Linked DNA regions of Homo sapiens: region 2 is linked to region 1. A link is a loop called in an ENCODE intact Hi-C map of the cell type or tissue named here. Cell type or tissue: A673. All regions are shown on one strand. Each heading gives the region's core, and the rest is flanking DNA. Links, peaks and the distances in the headings are about the cores only. Region 1 overlaps CAMTA1 (calmodulin binding transcription activator 1). Region 2 overlaps CAMTA1 (calmodulin binding transcription activator 1).

What was found. Peaks named below come from ENCODE experiments on the same cell type or tissue, not always from the same donor. Only the 100,000 strongest peaks of a DNase experiment are listed, where the experiment ranks them.
Region 2: a loop joins it to region 1, with 4 times the contacts of the local background. A loop is called at or near these places in 47 of 110 quality-filtered maps.

The regions. Positions count from the first base shown.
Region 1 is chr1:7,041,455-7,044,264 of GRCh38, forward strand. The region is part of intron 3 of CAMTA1 (calmodulin binding transcription activator 1); the gene reads left to right. Among named protein-coding and RNA genes, the nearest start is that of CAMTA1-AS3, 29 kb to the left of the region's middle. In A673, for the core only: CTCF peaks have their summits at 1,453 (motif pointing right) and 1,654; no DNase peak of the experiment used is centred there.
Region 2 is chr1:7,206,856-7,209,665 of GRCh38, forward strand. The region is part of intron 4 of CAMTA1 (calmodulin binding transcription activator 1); the gene reads left to right. Among named protein-coding and RNA genes, the nearest start is that of CAMTA1-IT1, 160 kb to the right of the region's middle. In A673, for the core only: a CTCF peak has its summit at 1,241; a DNase peak (open chromatin) is centred at 1,216.

The sequences.
Region 1 (2,810 bases), core at 85-2,584:
AGAGTCTCTTAAGCTAGATTTATATCTGATTTTGCATTGAACTGTGTCGTTATGTGGGGCTGAGAAACTCTTACGAAATTAAGCATAATGCGAAAACATGCTGAAAAGACAGTTCTGTAGAAATGTGAAACATTATTATGTTATAGAATATTGGAGTGAAGAAATACGCATAAAGGCACAATTACCATGGACATTTTCCTTTTAATGATCCTTGTACAATCCTTGGCAGAAAGGTTTGCTGACGTCTCCTCGTAGATAAAGGAAAATTGAGACGATATTGATATTCTACATCCGTTTTGAATTCCAAAGAATATCAGGAGAGCGAACCAGTCTGTCTTCATATTCAAAACAGCAAGGCCTAGACTATCTCGATACCTTGGGAGGATCTGTCATTAGTGTTTGGGGATTTGACTGAAGCCTCCACACTATGGACAGACCAAGTGGTGGCAATAATGTGTGCAGGGGTTAACGTCTGAATGCTCTGATCTGGAAGCTTCTAGAAGCTCCTAGAATGGGTTGAGGTTGTTGGATGCTTGTCCCTGGAGAGTTTTTAGGGTTTAAAGCATCTGTCTAGAATGTCTTGAGAGTGTCCTTGGGGATAGGGTGATAGAGGTGCTTGCTTGTGCTAAGGTTTGTTCCAGGATACCCTGTTCAGCTTTGTTTTCCACAGGAGAATTCCCCTCCTCCAGCCTCTGACTTCTGCTGCCCTGGCTTAGGGCTAAGGGGATATTGATCATGGCCCCTGGGATTTTATCTTTCCTTTCAGTCTCCAGAATGACTCCCAAAGCAGATGCTGCTTCTCTTGCCTCCTCGTCCCCCTTCCCTGGGCTGCCCTGGCACCATAGCCTGGGTACCCAGTGTACCATGGAGTGTGGGCAGAAACGCTGTTTCTTCCTCTTGTTCCTGGCCGACCTTCTTCTCTTGGCTGGGACTTGTGATTCCAGTGGGGGGAAAGGAGCCCAGTTTCCCTGCCTCTCCCTGTTCAGCCCTGGAGCAGCTGGAGCAGGGCTGGTGGTGGCGCTGAGATCGCAAGCCTTCCAGAAACCCTTCCTCCCCCTGAGCTCATGGCAGGTCCCCTGGCAGGGGGAAAGCTTTTGCTAAAAACCTCCCTGAGCCCGTGCCCTCTAAGCCTGGCATTGAGATGCCACCAGCTGGTCGGGGGAGGGGGAGCAGCAGCCGAGATGCCGCCCCAGGTTGGAGCGCGGAGGCCTTTCGCATTTGCTCTGGAAGCATCATCTGAGAAGCCCTAGCGGGTTTTGCTCAGGGTCAGGTGACAGCCAGTCTCCTCCCTTCAGTAGGGCTGGCAGCAGCTCCCGACTCACAGTTCCTTCTCTTCTGCTCTTCTCAGAACCTCTTAAAGGACCTCTAGGCGTTTGTTACCTAGAGTTGCTTGAAATTAAGCTATTTAATTCTAATTTGGCTGTGCAATATCTGATTCTTGACCACCAGAGGTCACTGTAATAAGGTAGAAAGCAGGTGTTTCTGAGAGTCTTCAATGTGTGGTTGCCTCAAGAAAACAAAATGAAATCAACCAAACCACCCCCCAAGTTTCTTCACTGGCCTGGGTGTGCTGCAGTGTGCTCTGGGGCATGGACACGCAGCCCCAGCTTTCTCACTTGTGGAAGGTCTGCCCAGCTGTGGAGCCTGGCAGGACGGGACAGGTGGCCACTTAGGGAACATTTGACTGCCAAGGCCGCTGGCACAGGCCTCTGGGCAGGCTTGCTTTCATAGGATGGTGGGTGCATCGGGGCCTCACTCAGAGGCAGGGGCCCTCCTCTTTCCCCCACCCTACGCTCACCCTGAGCTGCATTCTCAAAGTCCATTTCTGGCAGCAACCTGGGGTTAGATTTTCTTAGGTTAATTAGGCTTGTCTGCCTTACCTTTCTGTGTGTGCACTTGAGTGTGTGCATGTCTCTGTGTGTGTGTGTGTGCACGTGCCTGCTCCGTCAGGTGGGGTCAGTAATAGTGCTGTCCACCTACAGCTATTTGGTGTTAAAAGGAGATGGTGCATGATGTCGGGTGCTTAAAAGCACAGGGCTTGTTTTCCAGCTAGTGTCCGGGAAATGTGAGCCATCAAAATTCTCATCCAGAGGCTCGGCGGAAAACATTTACCCCGTTGCAGAATGGCTTCGACTCTTTCTCAGACCCACCCTTCCTGTCCTCTTTGGTTGGTCATCTTCCTTATATGGTGACGTTTTTCAGTAGAACGTAAGAAACGCCTGCCTTTATTAGCAGTGGCTCCTGAAGGTTGGTTCCAGGGAAGCTGTTTTCGTCTTCGGTGGGTGGCTCACGGGAGAACATTAGGGCCTTGGGGGTGCAGTTTGGCAGGCTTTGCATTTAGCAAATACTCGGGCCCTCAGGCTAGAGCTTTTGTGAGACTGCTCACGCACTGGTTTCTCTTCCAGCTCTAAATCCCCGAGTTGCCGGAACACAGAGAAATTAGAGATGCATGTGATCTCCGCAGGGGGCCAGGCAGCCAGGGGAGAGGGTGGTTCTGGATGCAGGAGCTCACATTCCTCACTGGGAACATTTGGAGGATATAGGTCTAGGGGAGGGTGACTGTATTACCTGGATCCTCCAGAGGGCCATTAGGGCTGCCAGCGGAGGTCAGGAGCAGTGATCTACGGGAGATGCTGCCGCCATCCCCTTCAGTGGGAATTTCTCCTGGATGTCTCTGCAGAAGGCACGTGGGTGTCACATATGCACACACATGCATGCACAGCGCATGGCTGGGGCTGCAGAGCAGGCGCCCCAGTGTCATGGACCCTGTGGCCACAGCTGCTGGGCCTGTTCACACACGGTTGGGACTG
Region 2 (2,810 bases), core at 95-2,594, 170 kb after region 1:
TAAGTCCTTGGTTTCCAAATTCTGACCCAAATGCTGCTTCCCACATGGACACAGTCTCCATGGATTGCACACCCCACCCCCGGCCTGCTTCTTCTAAGTGCCCCTCTCTCATTCAGTGGCTGCTGGTAGGAGTTGAGAATGGCAACGCTGCTTTCCTAGTCTCCTGAGAGGGAAACACACTTCTGTAAAAATTAAACACTTTATTAGCTGAGAAGTGTCTGGCCCTGGTACTGGCCTCCTAGAGGAATTTCTTTGCTGACTTACTTGCATTATATCTGTTGTATAATTATCAACAATCAGCATCCACTGAGTAGCATCTTGTACCTGACACTTTACTAGGCTCTGAACAGGGCTTAGTGATGAATAAGACCCAGTTCCCCACCACTCCTGGGGCTTTCCACCCGCTTGGAAGAGGAGACATGTTTACATTAGGTGATATCGCTGGATAACACCAGTGATACCCAGTGAGCGTGTCAAGGGCCAGGTTGCTGACACTGACAGGGAGGTCTGTAGAAAATGAATGTGGAAAGAAAATCTTCTATCATATTATATTACAAATTCAGGAGGAAAATCTGTCATTGAATGTTTTCTTCTTGTTTTAAAAAGCTGAATTCATTCTGATAAAAATGTATATACCACCTAAAAATATACACTCTATTTTTCCAACCGACACAATCACCCACAACTGAAAATTGACCTTGGAGCCCTGTCCCACCTCTAATGGGTGGATCTAGGATCAACCCTATTTCTAAAGGGGTACATTGCAGGATCCTGGGTCACGAGGCCAGTGGCTGGTCCAGTTGTGGCCTTGACTCAGGTGTCCTTCCCTTATTTCTTATGACCAAACCACCGGCTCTGTGCTTCTCCATATGGTGTGGTCTATTCCAAGCTCCTGGTATCTTGTGGATCCAAGACCTGCCTTTATCTCCCCAGTCTTCGTGAAATAAGAGCTCTTCTCTTCCTTTAGTGTTTGGGGCCCTGCTACCTCTCCTGGGCATTTGAAAGCTAAGTGCCCACTCACCTCAGGTCCAGGGATGTCCTCCATTAGCATTTCCCTCATTCTGCTGCCCAGCAAAACCAGGGTTAAACTAAGGTTTGGTTACAGCATATGGGTAAGAAGTTTCCATGCTCAATAAAATGCCACGTCATCTACTTTATAAAAGGGTAACACATCCCTTCCGAGCTGGAAGCCTCTCTCTCCATGCTTGCTCCTCTTGTGGCCAACAGCACACCCTCCAGGCAACTGGGGAGCATTGCAGGTGTAGACCGGGCTTCCGTCAGGCAGTGCTTTCTGGCAGAAGCCAGCTGGCTTGTGCAGACATCTTGTCCATAGCCTTGACCTTACTGGATACACTTGCTAACCTCCCAGACAAACTGATCCAGGCTCATGAAAGTTGGTTTGTTCTTTGGTTTGTTCATTGTGCATTCATTCATTTGTTTGTTCATTTGGTAAACACATACTACATACTTCATTGAAAATTCTGCAATGATCAGGTCAGTCAAAATGCACACACACACAAAGAGCCTCTTTCTCCCTTTACCCTATTGAGTATTGGGTACCTTATTGGGCATCTGAGATGCTGTGGAATTTTTGCCAGAATTTTACCTGTTTGTCTACCCCTGTGCTAGGTGATGTGAAAGCTACATAGGGCAGGGGCTTGACTCTTGAAAACCATGTGATTCTGTTGAAGGTGTAAATCAAGCCAGCCCACAGGAAGCAATGAGTCAACATGTGCACCTCTGTGTTTTGCTCTTGTGGGTCCGAGAAGAGGCGCTTAAATTGCCCAGTGTTCATTGAGGGCTGCCGTGGGTTGGGATTGTTTCCTAGAACCATAGCTGAGCCTTGAAGAGTGGGAAGGCTTTAGACAGATTCTGGGGAAAGGTGTCATACCTGGGGAGAATAACTTGACTATGTGGGCTGAGAGTAAACATAGTGGGTTCTGATGATGTCGAAGGGACCAGCTTGATGATATGTGTTGTTTCACATGTTAAATCCTTGGGACCTCCTACTTGACTAGATCAGCACTTGAGCCCTTCGTATAGAAAGCTATGTGCTACAGTGACCATTGCTGGGCCGACTGGCTGGCATGGGGCTGTGGTTGACTCTGTCCTGGGTGGGGCCGTGGAGACACCATAGTCTATTCCTAGTCTGGCCATGATACCGAAATAGCCTTTAACCATGATTCAAGGCCCCACCCTTTCTCCTATGTGATTGTTGTTTGAATACTTCTATTTTGTTGTTGTTGTTGTTGAAACTGTAGGGTAATTACCCTTGTCCTTAATAATTGCTTTAGTTTCCTTGATGCGCAGAGATGCTCTAGAGTCTACGCTGTTAAAAAGAGGTTAGGATTAAGTTTTTCAACCTGCCGCTGGTGTGAGAAGGATGTCTCCATGCCAATTACTGTCTTCTTGATAGGATTAGTCACTGTGTTAATTGCTACTCAGAAAAACTGCCAAGTTTGTTGTTTTAGACATTGGCTTTTAAAATATTGCAGATGTCATCTCAAATGCAAATTGTATTTGGTATTAGAGATAACTGTTGATCTATTAACACTTTGGGGTTGATTCATATCTGAGGCTGTGTGAGTAAAAGGAGTCTCACCCTTGGATTAATTGCATCTTTGATGGTGGTTCCAGAACTGGGAGGGGGAGGCAGCTGTCAGGTCTGTTTCTTGGCACTCTCTTTGAGAGAACCCAGAGCTCTGTCAGCAACAATCTGTTGGAATTGGCCAGCGTAATGTATGAAACAACCTCGTTCTTCAGCTCAAGAGCATCACCTACCTACTCCACAGGTCGCAGTGGTTGGTAAG